2 separate regions of the Homo sapiens genome follow, and region 2 is linked to region 1. A link is an interaction called in ENCODE POLR2A ChIA-PET data of the cell type or tissue named here. Cell type or tissue: K562. All regions are shown on one strand. Links, peaks and the distances in the headings refer to the core of each region. The heading gives the core; the rest is flanking DNA.

Evidence for each region. ChIA-PET counts read pairs that join two places held together with the same protein. Peaks named below come from ENCODE experiments on the same cell type or tissue, not always from the same donor. Only the 100,000 strongest peaks of a DNase experiment are listed, where the experiment ranks them.
Region 2: POLR2A ChIA-PET joins it to region 1 with 6 read pairs; 2 of 35 experiments call an interaction of 5 or more read pairs at or near these places.

The regions. Positions count from the first base shown.
Region 1 is chr2:178,263,700-178,274,007 of GRCh38, forward strand. All of the region lies in intron 1 of OSBPL6 (oxysterol binding protein like 6), which reads left to right. Among named protein-coding and RNA genes, the nearest start is that of OSBPL6, 74 kb to the left of the region's middle. In K562, for the core only: no CTCF peak of the experiment used is centred there; a DNase peak (open chromatin) is centred at 6,292.
Region 2 is chr2:178,171,049-178,178,279 of GRCh38, forward strand. No RefSeq gene overlaps it. Among named protein-coding and RNA genes, the nearest start is that of OSBPL6, 20 kb to the right of the region's middle. In K562, for the core only: no CTCF peak of the experiment used is centred there; no DNase peak of the experiment used is centred there; H3K27me3 peaks cover 730 bases.

The sequences.
Region 1 (10,308 bases), core at 4,820-7,319:
CTGTGACCACAAACGTGTGCTTGGGGACATGGCAGGCTCCTGCTTGCAAAACGTCATCTCTCATACCTCATGTCTGAGGACCGGCAGAGACACTCAACTGTGTACACGTGTGTGTGTGTGTGTGTGTGTGTGTGTGTGCGTGTACACAGGTGAAACAGAAAATTCTCAGTATTTTCTAAAATGATGATGATAAATTTAAAACTGCCTCAGGATCCCTGAAGCTTCTTCTTTCTGCTGTTTGGCCAGTGCTTTTAGTCACTTATAGCCCACATTTACAACAGAGAGGACTGTGGCATGTTAACATGAAGCTCAGGGAGCTGTCTGGTGGCAGGGCCTCCCTTCCTGGTCACCCACAATGGGGCTGTGATATGGGACACTACCCTAACTTCCTTGGTGAATGTCAATTGCTTTGTCCAGTAATATCTTTCAGTTATATCACTCAGTTCTGAAAATTAACCAGGAAAAAGTAAAACCCATAAAACATGAAAAAAAAAGTAAATTAAGTCCCTTGAAATTACTTGATTTGAAGCATCATTCTCTCATATAAATGTCCAAACTGATCATTATCACACTAACACTGGGTTTTTATGGCATCATTTCCTTTAAAGACCTTATAGCAATTCAGAAATGTTAACTCCTGAAAATTGAGCATATTCCTGTAAGCACTAGATTAGGCACTGCAGCACCTTGCATGTCTGGTGAGTTCCCTAATGAGGTTGAAAACAATTTTGACTCAGACAGAGTGATAAGGGCCCGTTTCACAAGAGGACCTCTAACATTTGTGCTGGGAAACAGGACCAATTATAACTAATTTCTAAATTGCATAGCTTTGAACTATTTGGAGAATGAGGACCTTTTTCAACATACAAAATTTCCTGGTCTTCAACGTGATAATTGGGTTTTAATGTATTCAGTCTGCAGGCAATACTTCCTCTGTGTGTGTATTTTCAGGCCCCTTACAATTGCATATTCTCCAATGGGTCCCTAGCCCTTACATTGGGAATCATTTGTATAGACCTCAAAGGGAATGTGAAAACTCAAGAGTATTGTCAGTGTGGCACAGTGACTTTTTAAATATTTTACTTTTTTAGGATTTTGTACTAATTGTTATCTTATTAAAAATTCACGTGTGTTTCTATAAAATGACTGAATACCACCCAAAAAGTTTGCATAGGATACCAGGATACTTTTTTTTTTTCTTTAGAGACAGAGTCTTGCTCTTTTGCCCAGGCTAGAGTGCAATGGTGTGGTGTAATCATAGCCCTCTGCAGCCTCCAACTCCTGGGCTCAAGCAGTCCTCCTGCCTCAGCCTCCTGAGTAGCTAGTACTGGCTGATTTTTTTTTTCACTTTTTTTTTAGAGATGAGGTCTTACTCTGTTGCTATGTTGTACTGGCGGGTCTTTAACTCCTGGTCTCAAGCAGTCCTCCTGCCTTGGCCTCCCAAAGTGCTAGGATTATAGGCATAAGTCACTTCCCCTGGCCCAGACGAGACTTTTTTTTTTTTTTTTTTTTTTTTTTTTTTTTTTTTTTAAGATAGCATCTTGCTCTGTCACCCAGGCTGGAGTACAGTGGTACACTCATGGCTCACTGTAGCCTCAACCTTCTGGGCTCAAGTGATCCTCCCACCTTAAGTTCCTAAGTAGCTGGAAACACAGGTGTGTGCTACCAGGCCTGGCTAATTTATTTTTATTTTTTGTAGAGACAGGATCTCCCTATATTGCCCAGTCTGGTCTCAAACTCCTGAGCTCAAGTGATCCTCCTGCCTTAGCCTCCCAAAGTGCTGGGATTACAGGTGCAGGCCAACGTGCCAGCTGGATGCTTTAATTTATTCATGCTGTTTTCCAAGTTTCAGTTCCAGTATTGAATAATTGTCCCTCAGCGTATTAGAGGTTACTGGTTCTTTTTTGTGGTGGCTTTAAGTGGGAAGATTTATCACAGCTCTTGGAAGCATGGCAGCCTTTTGGTGGGGAGTCTAATCTGGGTTGGATTTAGGCCCTGTCACTAGCCTAAATCTGACAAGACTGAAGCAGGCACTACCTTCGTAAACTTTTTTATTTTCTTTCTCTCTCGCTCCCCTTTCCTCCTCTACCTTCTTTCCTTCCTTTTGTGTTTCCCTCCCCACTTTGTTCTACAGATATTTATTGAGCATCATGTAGCTTTGAGAAACTTGCAGACTAGTGGGTAAAACATATGCCTGAAAAAAATCACAGAAATCTCTAATTGCAAACTGTGATAAATGCTGAAACAAAAATGCAGGTGCTATGAGACTGCAAAGCAGAGAGATCCGGCCCAGCCTGCAGGATCAGAGAATACTTCCCCAGGGAACTGACGGTTAGGCTGAATTGGGATTAACTAGATGCTAAGGAAAGGGAAAGAAGTGTTTTTCGGGCCAAGGAAACAGAATTTGCTTTAGGAATTAAGAGGATGAGTAACATGGTGTGGGATGAGGCAAGGAAGGAAGCAGGGGCAGATCACACTGAGATTCACGGGGCATGCTGGGGATTCTGGTCTCAATCGCAAGAAGACCACAGTGAGCCCCGTGAACTATTGGAGCCCCATATATGTGTGTTTCTGATTTTTGTAGGATAACACTAAGTGTTCAGCTGTTTATTGACCTATTACAACTTAGAGTATGACTTACAGTGATTGCACCCAGGATGATACCTTATAATTTACAGTGAGCTGGTGTCTCAGAAGAGGATGGAAAGTGAAATCCTGTGGCATTTGGGATTCTGCCTTTGAACAGTGAAAGAACCAAACAGAAGCCAGTTCTGTTATGTCAGCATGCTCTACCACAGAAGCCACCGGGCTTGTGGTTGATCAGCTTGCTCCGTCTGTAAGGTGGGCATGGCTCTTGTGAGGGAGCAGATGGTACTCAGTTGCTCGGATCCTGCAGGTCAGCAGGAACATGAACACAAAGCCTTAACACATGGAGCGAGGTTGAGACCTCAGAGCACCGCCCCTCACAGTCTCTTCACTCCAGTGATAACAGGTGGCTTCAAGAATCACTATGTGCAACAAGACCACAGAAAAGAAAATTATGAAACTAAAGCAATTCAAAGTTCTTTCAACTTGCCCCCATTTGTAAGTGCAATTATTACTATTGTTAACCACATTCCATTGTGGGGTCCAAGCTTTTTCCTGGTACTTTTAAATCTTTTCCACATTAGTGACCCTTAGAAAAGTTGCACTTAAAAAAATACTAGGAGGTAGATAAGACTGGAACTCTCTGTGTCATTCACAAGGATGTTTTCTGGACATGTTGATACAGATGGTGTCAGTGGGGTCTTGAGCAGCATGGGGAGGAGAGCCAGAGAGACATGGCTATTTTTGTTTTTGCCAATGCACTGCAAATTGTCAAAACAAGGTTTAGGCCAGACATGGTAGCTCATGCCTGTAATCCCAGCACTTTGGGAGGCCAAGGCAGGTGGGTCACCTGGGGTCAGGAGTTCGAGACCAGCCTAGCCAACATGGGGAAACCCTGTCTCTACTAAAAATATAAAAATTAGCCGGGCATGGTGGCTTGTGTGTGTAGTCCCAGCTACTCAGGAGGCTGAGGCAGGAGAATTGCTTCAACCCAGGAGGCGGAGGTTGCAGTGAGCTGAGATCTTGCCACTGCACTCCAGCCTGGGTGACAGAGTGAAACTCCATCTCAAAAAAAAAAAAAAAAAAAAAACAAAACAAGGTTTATCATTTTCTTCAATGACATGAGTCTATCTATTATGTCTTTACCTTCCCCACTTCACTTCTCCCATACTCTTAAGCTCTATTATAGGATGAAAAGAAAACTGAAAATAACAAAAGCTACATCTAATACTCTCGTTGTAGGATATATGTAAGTATAAGCTATATATTATTCTAGTAAGTGATTTTCAGGTTTCATCAGGGGCAGAGAAAAATGAAAACCCAGAGAAAAAGAACATTGGCCAGAAAACTTGAGGCCAAGAAAAGTACTGTGATGTAACAGGTTAAATGTGAAATTGTCACCTGCCTGCTGTGTATAAGATACTGCACTAGGCATTTAACAGCATAGAAAAGTTTGGAACAACCAAGGAATTTACATTTTAAATTGAGACCAGCTGTAACTATAAGCAACATATAAAATGTCAAGTAATTGCAAAAAAAAAAAAAAAAGATGAGGTGTCAGAAAGTAGTTTGTGATTTATTGCCAAATGAATGACGCTATCAGTGGAGTGATTTTCTCTGCTAATATCCATACTTCCTAATGATGAAGACCATGCGTGGTGGGCTTGCAGTGCTTACCATAGTGGTAGGTGTTGAGTAAATATTGGCATGAATGAATTACTGAGTGAATGACTGATTCAAGGCTGGAGAACACTAAAGGTTTTAAAGTAAATATGGTGCTTTTAGATTATTTAAATTTTCTTTTTTTTTTTTTTGAGATGGAGTTTCACTCTTGTTGCCCAGGCTAGAGTGCAATGATGTGATCTTGGCTCACTGCAACTCTGCCTCCCAGGTTCAAGCGTTTCTTCTGCCTCAGTCTCCCAAGTAGCTGGGATTACAGGCACCTGCCACCATGCCCAGCTAATTTTTGTATTTTTAGTAGAAACGGGATTTCTCCATGTTGGCCAGGCTGATCTCGAACTCCTGACCTCAGGTGATCCATCCGCCTCAGCCTCCCAAAGTGCTAGGATTATAGGCGTGAACCACTGCACCTGGCCCTTATTTAAATTTTCTAAAAGGTGTAATTATAGTAAAGTACACACATCTTAAATGTAACTGTGATTATTTTTTATATCTATATGGATACACAAAACTACCTCCAGATGAAGATATAGAGCATTTCTAGCATGTTGGATGGTTCTGTCATGACTTCTTCAGTCCATACTCCCCTTGGAATGCCATTCTGATTGCTGTCACCACACATTAGTGCAGCCTGTCTTTGAACTTCATATAAATGGAATTATACAATGGTCCTCTCTTATGTTGAAATTCATCCATGTTGTTGCATGCTGTTGCATGAATCATTCTTTTTTTATTCTGTTTATTATTTCATCATATGACTATTCCACAATATTCTATATTTTGTCTCTCTGTCTTTTTTTTTTTCCCAGAAAATAGAGACATTTATTCCTCCTTATAGCCAGAGCATTGAGGCAGGTTCACATCTGGGTTGGTAGAGCTCAGAGATGGCAGCAAGTGACACGCCTGCCCATTTTTTCCTCCTTCCTGAGCATGTTGGCATCCATCTTTGGACTTTTTGCCCCATTGTCCTAAGATGGCCTCCAGTGCTTCCTGCATGATTGTATGTGCACTGAGCTTCAATCTGCAACTTTGTGTTTGTGCTGAGGGTATGCTTTTTGGATTGGTCCATATTGCTTTGCATAGCTCTTGTTCTCCTGTGTGTCAGTATTGGCAGGCCAGGGTATAGCTCTCTGCTCATTTAACTCTTCTTTAATACCATTTACCAGTTTATTATAAAGGATACAGTTGAGGAACAGCCAGACAGAAGAGAGGTATAGGGCAGGACATGAGGGGATGGGCCAGGAGGGCATGTAGAGCTTCTGTGCCCCCCTTGGGTGTGTCACTCTTCCAGGACCTCATTGTGTTTGCCAACCTGGAAGGTCCCACAATATTATGTTGTTAATGGACATTTGGGTTAGTTTAAGTTTGGGACTACTATTAATGTTTATAAAGCTACTATGAACAATTTGTCTTTTAATGGGCATAAATACTCACTTCTCTTGGGTATATAACATGGAATTGCTGGGTCATAGAGTATTGGTACCTTTAGAAGATGTTGCCAAACATTTTTCTAAAGTGGTCATACCAATTCATTTTCCCAACAGCAATGTAAGAGAATTTAAATATGGATCCTTAACTGTTTTGTAGATGTCAGTAGAGTTCATTTAAAATGTATAAAGACTCTGGTCATTGCAACCCAAGGGAGGGAGGGAATGAATTTTTCCCAGTGTTAGCATTACTCATATTTCCAGACTCCAAACCCTGCCTCTCCCTTTCAGGGCCTTGTTATATTACAGAGTAGGCTCCAGAGAGCAGGAATAGTACCTGATTTCCTACTGCCACATGCTCAGGGCCAGGCACAATATAGGCATTCGGTCAGTATTCAAGTGGATCCTGAGGTAGGGCCATCACTTAGGAAGGCAAATAATAGGAAAAGCATAGTGGCAGCCAGTTACTGAATTCTGACCTTTATGGAGATCAAAGCTTCCAGCTTTATCACTTGCCAGGTTCATGTCATTCATCCCAACTTAATTGAGAGTCTGCTCTGTGCCGATAACTCTTGCTTTACTACTGCTGCAGAATGTCAGGCAGGGCGGACGATAACACACTGGCTTGTTCAGGTATGGGTTAGTGGCCACAGCCTCTCTTTGCTCCCTGAGTAGGCCAGACTTGCGGACTGCCTGGTAGTAAAGAGGGAGCCTGTGATAGGACCCCTGCAGCAGGGTTGGGGGTAGGCTCAGGACAGGTCTGCACCATGGAGAACAGCAATCAGGCAGTTAATGCTTTCCAAGAAATTCTTCAATTTGGCTCCCTTATCAAAGATGACCTCTTATTTTCTTTTTGTGTGGAGAGAGATGAACAGGGAGAATCATAAAGCATGACTATGAATGATTTGAATCTGGAAATATGTGCAATGTGACTTTTGGGCAAAGCTGCTTTAATAATAATAAAAGGTAACATTGAGCACTTCCTACATACCAGGCAGTGTTGTTTAATTCTCATTACAACTCTGTGAGGTGGACACTCTCTTAGTAGCCACATTTCACAGATAGGGAAACCAAGGAACAGAGAGGAGGCATACCTTTCCCAGCGTCACGCAGTTAGAGGGTGGAAGAGTAGGAATGTGAACCGACATGGTTCCAGACACGGGGCTCTTAGCCACTCACCGCATGACAGCTGCCTATTCTTTGTGGTGCTTTGAACTTCTAAATTCATGGTCTTTATTTCTATGAGCCTCACAAAAGTTGGATGTTTGATATGAATGTTTTTAATCTTTTGGGGATGTAATTTCTCCCAGAGATGGCAATTTTTTAGTGTGAAGAAAGTATGATGTATATAGAGGTGTTAGAATAATCCATTGGTCTTGGTTTTGAAAAAGAAAAATGTTAACCTAATATTAGTTGATCTATGTTAGAAAGTTTACAGTACTAGGCCCTGAACACCTTACCTGTAATCTCAAAAGTAACTTGAACTAGGTTTTATCAGGCCAAATCCCCATTTTGCAGATGAGGAAATAGAGGGTCAGATAGGCTGAGTAACCTGCCCAGGGCTTCAAATTTAGAAAACATCAACACTGGGATTGGAATTAAGCCTGTTTAACTCCGAAACCATGTTATCTTTACACAGTACCACAGACTTCCACTTGTGCCCAAAGGAAGCTCTCAATTTCAAGGAAATCATAGTCTACCTTGTTTGCCCTATCCAGTTTTTTTTAAATCAGCCTATGACATCAAATTATATTTCCAGAAGAACAGCTTTGAATTGTAATGGATGGCATTGTTCACTGTCTCGGCATTTTAAAATTTATTTCAATTTTACTGACAATACCATCTATTTAAATACAGGAAGCTTTAGTCATAAGAATGCTAATATGCCTGATTTAGTTGTTAAATTTTGTTGTGCTCTAATGAGCAAACAAGTCACTGTGGAAACCAAATGGAAATCTAGATGAAGAGAGATACAGCAAGAGGCCTAAGAAATGGGGCAGCTTGAAATAATTCCCTCAAAGCAGACTGGGAGACTGAAGAACTGACTCAAAGAGAAATTCGGCTGCTTAACAATGTTTTGTTTTTGCTTAAAAACAAAACAAAACAAAAAAGAGAAATTCAGCCAGGGTTATTCAGTAAAGCTATATATGAAAAATGTTACAGATTATGCAAACCTTAGACTTATTGAGGCTCTATTTTATCATTTCAAAAACTGTATAATTTATGGCAGTGCTACTAACAGTGTTCACCTAATTTATTAATAATTTTTAAACATTATTTTGACCTCGATTTGCATGTGACAAACATGTTTATACTTTAAAGAATATACATAATAGTTATTTTAAAGACTGACTCAATTAAAACACTTAGAATCTCCTGCTCCCTGCCCAAGGATTCAGTTGCCATTCCAGTAATCCAATAGATACTAGAAATGTGATATTCTAGACTGAATGTTCCAGATGTCATTGATATGAAAGCCCTACCAGATAGAGGACCCAACAGAAAATTTCCCATTAGCACAACTTAGTCAAGACAGTTCTGTAAAAGTCTGTTCTTTCATCTGGTTTAGGACTTAGATTGTTCTTTCAGGATTTGAGGCTTAGGGAAATTACTTTTGTCCAAGAGTGAATATCAAAACTCATTTACGTAACAGGTTTTGAACTGAATAGCCAGAGAAATCTCATCTGTGAACACAGGACTGCAGACAGTGGGCAGCTGTCCAGTGGTCTGGCAAGAACTTACTGTTCAGCACAGCCCTGGAGCTTCATGTAAGAGTGAAGTCAGCCTCCACTTGGCGATCCAAAAAGCATTTCAGTTACTGCCAAGTGCCATGTTAGGACTTGTCAACTTCTGCCCAAGTAGTATCAGACTGCTGATGTTTGGATATACTTTTGTTAATCTTTCCCTGTCTTGGCACTTGGGGGTTCTGTTATGTATCAGACTATGTAATTTTTGCATTTTGGTACTTGGATATTTAGTGTTAAAGGCATATTAGAGATGATGATTGAAATGATCACTGTATACGCAGATCTTGAAAGCTCTTGATCCAAGGCCCCAGAGGCAAACAGTATTTTAAGTTTGCAGCAGGGGAAAGACAGGATCAGCTATCTTATGATTTATCTAATTTGGAAGTATATTATCAGTTACCTCAATGGGAAGGAAGCTTTTAATGCACCACCGTTAGTAGCTGTTGGCAGATCACTAGTCGGTAAATGCCCTGGGAGTAGCATTACAATTCTCCTCTCTCAGTTTGCTTCACAAGGAAACAAGTCTCATTGCATATCTTTTTAACTGAAGTCTTTCTTCAGCAAAACTTGTCTGAGTGCAGGTACTTGTCCATTTGGTTTAAATGATCAGTCACTTGAGCTTTAGCACACTTTAGCATCCTTCTTGCATACTGTAGCAAAAAGCATGAGCACCTGCCATGGGCATAAGTGCAAATGGTGCAGGTGGGCTTACAAAGATGGAGCAGTTGTAGACATTGCCCTCAGAGAGCATCCAGTCTTGAAAATAAAAGGCATGTGTTAGTAACTTTGATCAAGATGGGCTGAGGAAATTCCCATAGGTGCTGAGTGAAAGTTATGAAAGTTAAGATCCTGGATAATTCCACTGAGCCACAGAGAATGGCTTCTTGTCATCCAGACAGGGCCTGAAAAGGATGGGATTTAGACTTTGGAGATGTAATGGGGAGACTGTTCTAGGTAGAGGAAATGCACAGAGTGGGTAAAGAGTGAGTATGATTGGGGGAATTGCAAGACGTTTCATTTGCTTGAAGATTTCAAGAAGTATATCCTGGAAGAGGAAGGTGGAAAGTTAGTTGAGGTAAGATCATGAAGGATCTCTAATAGTAGGCTAAGGAATTTCGGCTTTATTCTGTCTTTCTCTAATTTCAGTATTAACTTAAGTATTTTAATATGGCCGGGCTGTGGCACATTCCTGTAGTCCCAACACTTTGGGAGGCCAAGGCAGGTGAATCACTTGAGCTTCACAGTTTGAGACCAGCCTGGACAGCATGGTGAAACCCCATCTCTACAAAAAATAGCCAGGCATGGTGGTGCATGCCTGTATTCCCAGCTACTCGGGAGGCTGAGGTGGGAGGATTGCTTGAGCCTGGGAGGTGGAGGCTGCAGTGAGCTCAGATTGGGCCACTGCACTCCAGCCTGGGTGACAAAGTGATACCCCGTCTCAAAAAAAAAGTAAACAAGTAAATTAAAAGTATTTTAACCTAAGGTCTGATTATTATGCCATTAATAAACAGTAAAGTGATCCTTTTGGCAGTTTGTTGGGGAACAAATACTACTGTTTATACAACTGCAGTATTTATAATATGAGTGAAAATAGCATTTTTTGGCTGACAATTTTAAACAGAGGCAGTTGCAAATACATCGCATAACCATATCACTCAGAGAAAGTCAGCTAAGGCATACAGCATACACTTATTTTGATTTGTCCATAGATTTGCTGATATTGGGATCTACATTTCACAGCTTTTTTCTTGGCCAGGTGGGTGTTGATAATGCCTAATAGCCCATATCTCTGGCAAACAAGACACCAGCTTGTTTGAAAGCTGAGTCATTGAGCTCCTTTATCTTTCTTCCCAATTTCCTACTTAGCA
Region 2 (7,231 bases), core at 767-3,266, 97 kb before region 1:
TTTGCTTTTTCCTGTTTTTTTTTTCATTTCCTATTTGATTTATTTCTGCCCTAATTTTTATTATTTCCTTCCTTCTCCTGACTTTGGACTTAGTTAATTTTTCTTGTTTTTTGATGTAGGCCTTTATCATTATAAACTTCCATCTTAGTACTGCTTTTGCTGCATCACATAAGATGTTTTATATTGTGTTTTATTTTCATTTGTCTTGAGATACCTTTTAAATTCCCTTTCAATTTCCTCTTTGACTTAAAGTTCTTCAAGACCATGTTGTTAGTTTCCATATATCTGTGAATTGTCTTGTTTTCCTGCTGTTATTCACTTCTAGTTTTATCCCATGTGGTTGGAAAAAATACTTGGAATGATTTAGATTTTCTTAAATGTATTAAGACTTGTTTTGAATCCTAAGATGTGATATATCTTATAGAATGTTCTATGCACGCTTGAGAAGAATGTGTATTCATCTGCTTTTGGATGGAAAGTTCTGTCTGTTAAGAGCATTTGGTCTAGAACGTTCTTTAAGTCAACAGTTTATTGATTTTCCATCATACATGTAAAAGTATAATACATATAAATTATACATGTAAATGTATAATTTAACATTATAAAATGACCTTCTTTGTCTCTAGAGACAGTTTTAGACTTAAGGTCTATTTTATTTGATATATGAATAGCTACCCCTTTTCTCTTTTGGTTACCATTTGCGTAACATGTCTTTTTTCATCCCATCACTTTCAGACTATGTGTGCCTTCAAATCTAAAATGAGTCTTTTGTAGACAAGGTAGCACTGAATCCTGTTGTTTTATCCATTCAGCGACTCTATGCCTTTTGATTGGTGATTTTAATCCATTTACATTTAAAGTGATTATTGGCCAGGCGCGGTGGCTCATGCTTGTCATCCCAGAACTTTAGGATGCTGAGGCAGGTGGATCACCTGAAGTGAGGAGTTCGAGACCAGCCTGGCCAACGTGGTGAAACCTGTTGCTACTAAAAACAAAAAAAATTAGCCAGGCGTGGTGGTGCACACCTGTAATCCCAGGTACTTGGGAGGGTGAGGCAGGAGAATAGCTTGAACCCGGCAGGTGGAGGTTGCAGTGAGCTGAGATTGTGCCATTGCACTCCAGCCTGGGCGACAAGGGCAAATCTCCATCTCAAAAAGTGATTATTGATAGGTAGGGACTTAATATTGCCATTTTATTAAGTGTTTTCTGTCTGTTTTAAAGTCTTTTTTTCCCTCTCTCTTTTTCTCTTGCTTTTTTTTGTTATTTATTTTTTTTGCAGTGATTTGCTTTGATTCATTTCTCTTTTATATTTCAGGTACCAATTGTAGGTTTTTCTCTTTGCAATTAGTTCAAGGCTTGCATAAAATATCTTGTAGTTGTAACCACCTACTTTAAGTTGATAACTATTTCAAATGCATACAAAAACTAAACTTTTACTTCCCGTACAACACTTTATGTTCTTGTAGTCAGAATTTGCTTTCTTATAAATTTATAAATTTATTTATTTTTATTGTTTCAGAGATGGGGGCTTGCTGTTACCTAGGCTGGAGTGCAGTGGCACAGTCATAGCTCACTACAGCCTCAAACTCCTGGGCTCAAGCAATCTTCCTATCTCAGTCTCCCAAGTAGCTGGGACTGTGGGCACAACTCTCCATCCAGTTAATTTTTTTCTTTTTTTAGAGATGGTGGCTTGCTATGTTACCCAGGCTGGTCTCAAATTCCTAGCCTCAAGGGACCCTCCTGTCTCAGCCTCCTGAGTCACTGGGATTATAAGTGTGAGCCGCCACACCCAGCTTGCTTCTTTTTATATTGTATACCGTTGACAATTTTTATCTTTTAACTTTTATTAGGGTTAAAAGTAACTTAAACACCACCATTACAGTGCTACATTCTGTATTTGTCTATATATTTACCTTTACTTGTGCGACTTATGCTTTCATGTTTTCACTTTGCTGTGTAGCATGTTTTTGTGTCAATTTTAAGAACTCTCTTAAACATTTCTTGTAAGGTCTAGTGGTGACGAACTACCTTCATTTTTGTTTGTCTGAGAAAGGCTTTACCTCTTTATTTTTAAAAGATAATTTATCCTTGATTGGCAGTTTTTTTCTTTCAGTACTTCGAATACATCATCTCCCTCTCTCCTGGCTTTCAAAGTTTCTGCTGAGAAATCAGCCGATATTCTTTTGTTTTTTTGTTTTGTTTCATTTTGTTTTGTTTTGAGATGGAATCTCGCTCTGTCACCGAGGCTGGAGTGCAGCGGCGCAATCTCAGCTCACTGCAACCTCTGCCTTCCAGGTTCAATCGATTCTCCTGCCTCAGCCTCCCGAGTAGCTGAGACTACAGGTGAATGCCACCACGCCTGGCTAATTTTTGTATTTTTTAGTAGAGACAGGCTTTCACCATGTTGGGCAGGCTGGTCTCGAACTCTTGACCTTAGGTGATTCACCCTCTTTGGCTTCCAAAGTGCTGGGATTACAGGCATGAGCCACCACACCCGGCCTAAATGATCTACAGGTTCTTTTTTCTGCTTGATTGAGTCTACCGTTTAATTTCTGTATTGCATTTTTCATGCCATTTATTGTATTGATCTGCTCCAGGATTTCTGTTTGGTTCTTCTTTATTATTTCTATCTCTTTGCTGAACTCATTTTGTTCTTGTGTTATTTTTTGCATTTCATTGAATTGTCTATCCGTACTCTCTTATAGCTCACTGAGCTTCTTTAAAACAATTATTTTGAATTTTTTGTCAGGAAATTCATAGATCTCCTTCATTTTAGGTTAGTTACTAGAAAATTATTGTGTTCCTTTGATGATGTCATGTTTTCTTGAATTTTTGTGTTCCTTATAGCCTTGCAGGGATGTCTGAATATTTGAGGGAGCAGTCACCTCTTCTAGACTTTGTGGACTGGCTTCAATGGGAAAAGACATTAATCTACAGATAGGTATGAGAATGCCAGCTCCAGCTACAAGGGGGCTGCAGTGGTAGCTGCTCCTCTTGGAGAGCATAGTGGCATGGACTCAGATCAGCTCCATCAGCTGATACCAGTGTTGGCGATAACTGGGGAGAAGGGTGGTCCTTGGTGGCAAAAGCTGCAGGTGTTTGCAGCGGTGGTAAGGACTGCTGAAGTCTTTGGTGGCAAAGGTTGCCAGAATCCCTCTAGTCTGTTTTTTCCCACTGGGAGGAGGTCACAGCCAAGGGGGTCCATCTTGGTGCTGAGCTGTGATGAACTGGGGGACAAGATAATGTGAGTAAAATGTTTGCTATGCTTTTTATATGGGCATCCTTGGTTTTGTGCTCCACTGGTTTGCTGCAGCTTCTTCTTTGTAATCTGGAGCAATCCCAGAGCTATTTTTGTCAGTAGGTGATTGTTTAATTGTTGTTTTTATGGAGGGACAAGCATTAAGACCTCCTAGTCTGCTTTCTTGTTGATGTCACCTTGATTAAAGTTCCACAATTTTAATAGGGTATGGCTCAGTCATTGTTCCAACAGAGTTTCTCCTGGAATAAATTGGGTCCCTTCAAGATACGATTTTGGCTGGGCATGGTGGCTCACGCCTGTAATCCCAGCACTTTGGGAGGCCCAGGTGGACAGTTCGCTTGAGTCCAGGAGTTTGATACCAGCCTGGGCAACATGGCAAAACCCCATCTCTATTAAAAATACAAAAATTAGCTGGGTGTGGTGGCACATGCCTGTAGTTCCAGTTACTTGTGAGAAGGAGGTGGGAGGATCACCTGAGCCGAGGAAAGTCAAGGCTGTGATGAGCTGTGATTGTACCACTGCACTTCAGCCTGGATGACAGAGTGAAACCCTGACTCAAAAAAAAAAAAAGAAAAGAAAAGAAAAGAAAAGATACAATTTTAGGATTTTAAGTATTCTTTTATCTTAGGAAACTTTTCTACAACTATATCTTTAAGTATTATTTCCTTACTTTTGTTTAATTGTTTTCCCCACCCTTCAATTAGGCAATTGATTCTCCTTTGCTTGCCTTTTATATCAATTATTGCTATCTAATCCTTTTAAAAATCTCTTCATTTCCATTTCATTTTGCTCACTTCCTCATTTCTACTTAATATATCCCTTTTTGTGATTTCAACGGGGCATATTTACCTACATATTCCTTCCCATTTGGCTTTTATTTCTGCAATGGTTACATTTTTTTTCTCTTCCCTTCCATATGCTCTATCAGCTTACATTTCATTTCTTCCTGTTGTGTTAACATCTGTTCCATAAGCTCTTATATTTTTGCTTTGTGGTTCTTCCTCAATGAGGAGATTCATTCATTCTATGTTTAAGGTCAGTGGTAAAATGTTTGATCATAATTGTAAGCTGCTTTATGAAAACATTTTTTCTGTAAGTGTGTTTTATCAACCCTTTGTTTCTTCCTGTTCTTCTTTTTTTTTTGTGTAGCATCTTTGTGTGAATACTGTGCATATTCCTTTTTGATTACTCATCACTGAAACAGCTGAGTTTCTCCTGTGCCACTACATGCGAGAGGTTCATGTAGGCCGGGCACAGTGGCTCACGCCTGTAATCCCAGCACTTTGGGAGGTCGAGGCGGGCAGATCACGAGCTCAAGAGATCGAGACCATCCTGGCTAATACGGTGAAACCCAGTCTCTACTAAAAATACAAAAAAACAATTAGCCGGGCGTGGTGGCAGGTGCCTGTAGTCCCAGCTACTTTGGAGGCTGAGGCAGGAGAATGGCGTGAACCTGGGAGGCAGAGCTTGCAGTGAGCCGAGATTGCACCACTGGACTCCAGCCAGGGCGACAGAGCGAGACTCCGTCTAAAAAAAAAAAAAAGGTTCATGTAATAGAAGGACCAGGGTTACTTACTGATTAGTGGAACATTTTTTATAGTCTTGATTTTATGTAATTTTGTTTAGCCTTCAGTTCTCCTCAGCCAAAGTAAACAGGCAGAAAATTTTCACAATGCGTTTTTCCCCTGGTTCTGCCATAGAGACAGACTGCTTCCTATAGTATGGCTTGTCTATATGTTTTCTCACTTAAGTTTTCCTCTGCCACTTCTCAGAACCAAACCAGGTCCAGGCGTGCTTTCGTGGCCAGCATGTATGCCTTGTCCCTACTGTTAGAAACAAGGTATTGAGATTTTGGAAATAAAAACATACTTTTTACCTTGAAGAAATGTTCTTTGCTATCTTTTTATGAAATTTACATCTGCAAACACTCTTTCTGCTTTTGTTAATGTGAATTCCTGCATGATCTTCCCTGCTTTGGGGGAACCACATAATTTGTTTTCTGGTTTAAGATTTTAGCTGTTTCCTTAGTTTAACGGGAAACATTTCTTGTGCGTTTCCTTCTTTTCTTCTTTCTCTCCTTCTTTTGTTTTTATAAGATTTCCAGTGAGAGAAAAGAGAAATGGAAAGTCCGCATTACTATACTGGATATATTTGGAAGGTAAAAACAGCAGGACTTAATGATTGATTAGATATGAGAAGTGAAATTTTAGACTTGAGCAATTAAGTGGAATGTGGTATCATTTATTGAAATTAGAAACTCTAGAGGTTTGGTAAGAATAAAATGAGTTTAGTCTTGAACATGTAAAGTTTGAAATGCTGTGAAACATTTAAGTGGAGATGTTAGGTAGGAAGTTGGAAAACAGTGTCTGTAGATCAGAAAAGAGATTTGCAAGGAGGGATTACATAGAGAAGAGAACCATCTGTGACCCTGGATGAAAGCTCAGAAATACCAACATTTAGAAGTTAATAGACAAAAAAATAACAAACAAGCAAAAAAGAAGTTAATAGAATGAGCACCATGAAGAAATTGAAAGAGATATGTCAGAGTTAGGAAGAAAAATCATGACAATGTGTCTCCCAGAAATCAAGAAAGAAGAATGAGTGTTTCAAGGAAGAAGTAGTAAACTTGTCAAATGCAGGTAAAAGATCAAGTAAGATGTAGATAGAAAGTCGTACATTGGATTTAGCCACATGGAAGTCACTAAGACCAACCTGTGGTGTTTAATGAGAGCAGTCTGGCAGATAGTAGGGCAGAAGCTATTAAATAGATAGAAATGGCCTGTGGAGGGAATAGGAAGGAGAAGGTAGAGAAAATTAGCTATGAAATGGAACAGAGGAGCATGCAGCAGCTGGAGAGATGAGAAAAGGATCAGGGAGGCTTTTTAGAATGGTTAGCCCTAGAGCATGCTTGTATACTCTTGGAAAGATCCCAGAAAGAGGAAGTGGCTAATCCTACAGTAGAGGGAAGGGATGACTCAAGAAGCAAAGTCCTTGAGGTAGCCAGAATACTGGTATCCAGGACACATGTTTTCTATGCCATTGGCCTCTGAGAAGAGGGGGAATCCATCAGTGGTAATTGGAGGGAAGAAAGAGAAGATAGAATTAGATGCAGGTAGGTTTGTAAATGGGTGAAATGGAAAGCAATAACTTCCTGTTTGAACTTCTAACTTCCCAACAAGAATGATGCAAGATTGTCAGATAGAGGTTTGAAGTGGTATGGAGTAGCAGATTTGAGGATGGAGAAGAATATATGAGATGGTATTTTTGGGAGCAAAAAAGAAAGCTACAGGAAAAGTCGTATGATTGCTGTGTTGTATAATGAGTACTTTTGAGAACTAAGATTCTAAAGGTAGAGTGAAGTCAATGTGTAATTTTCTCCACCAATGTTCAGCTGGTCACATGCAGAGCAAGAGTAGCTAGGGTACTTGAGTTCTTACAGGGTTCAAATATAGCCAATCAGAAAGAGCAGTTCAGGAATTGAGGAAATTTTATGGGAGAAATTATTATAACAGTGGACCCTGGAATATAAGATGGACAAAAAGGGACATGGAAAGCAAGAAAGCACTAATGTGTAGTGAGAAACTGGTGGGATGAATGAGATTAGTAGTTTTTTACCACGTCGGCCTTGTTGGTGAGACATCCTTCTGGCAGTTAGGGGCACATTTATTCTGTTCTTGTCTTAATCAAATTCTGATTATCTCCCTAGACTTAGACTGGTGTAAACTGAGCTTTGTATTTTCACTTCACTGTAGGCCTAAAATAGTTTTGCTGAAATCTACCTAGAATCCTTTAATTGAGGCTAGAGAACTGGAAGATAGGCTGGGCACGGTGGCTCAAACCTGTCATTCCAGCACTTCGGGAGGCCGAGGCGGCCGGATTGCTTGAGTCCAAAAGTTTGAGACCAGCCTGGGCAATGTGGCAAAGCTCCATCTCTACCAAAAATACAAAAAAAATTAGCCGGGTGTAGTGACA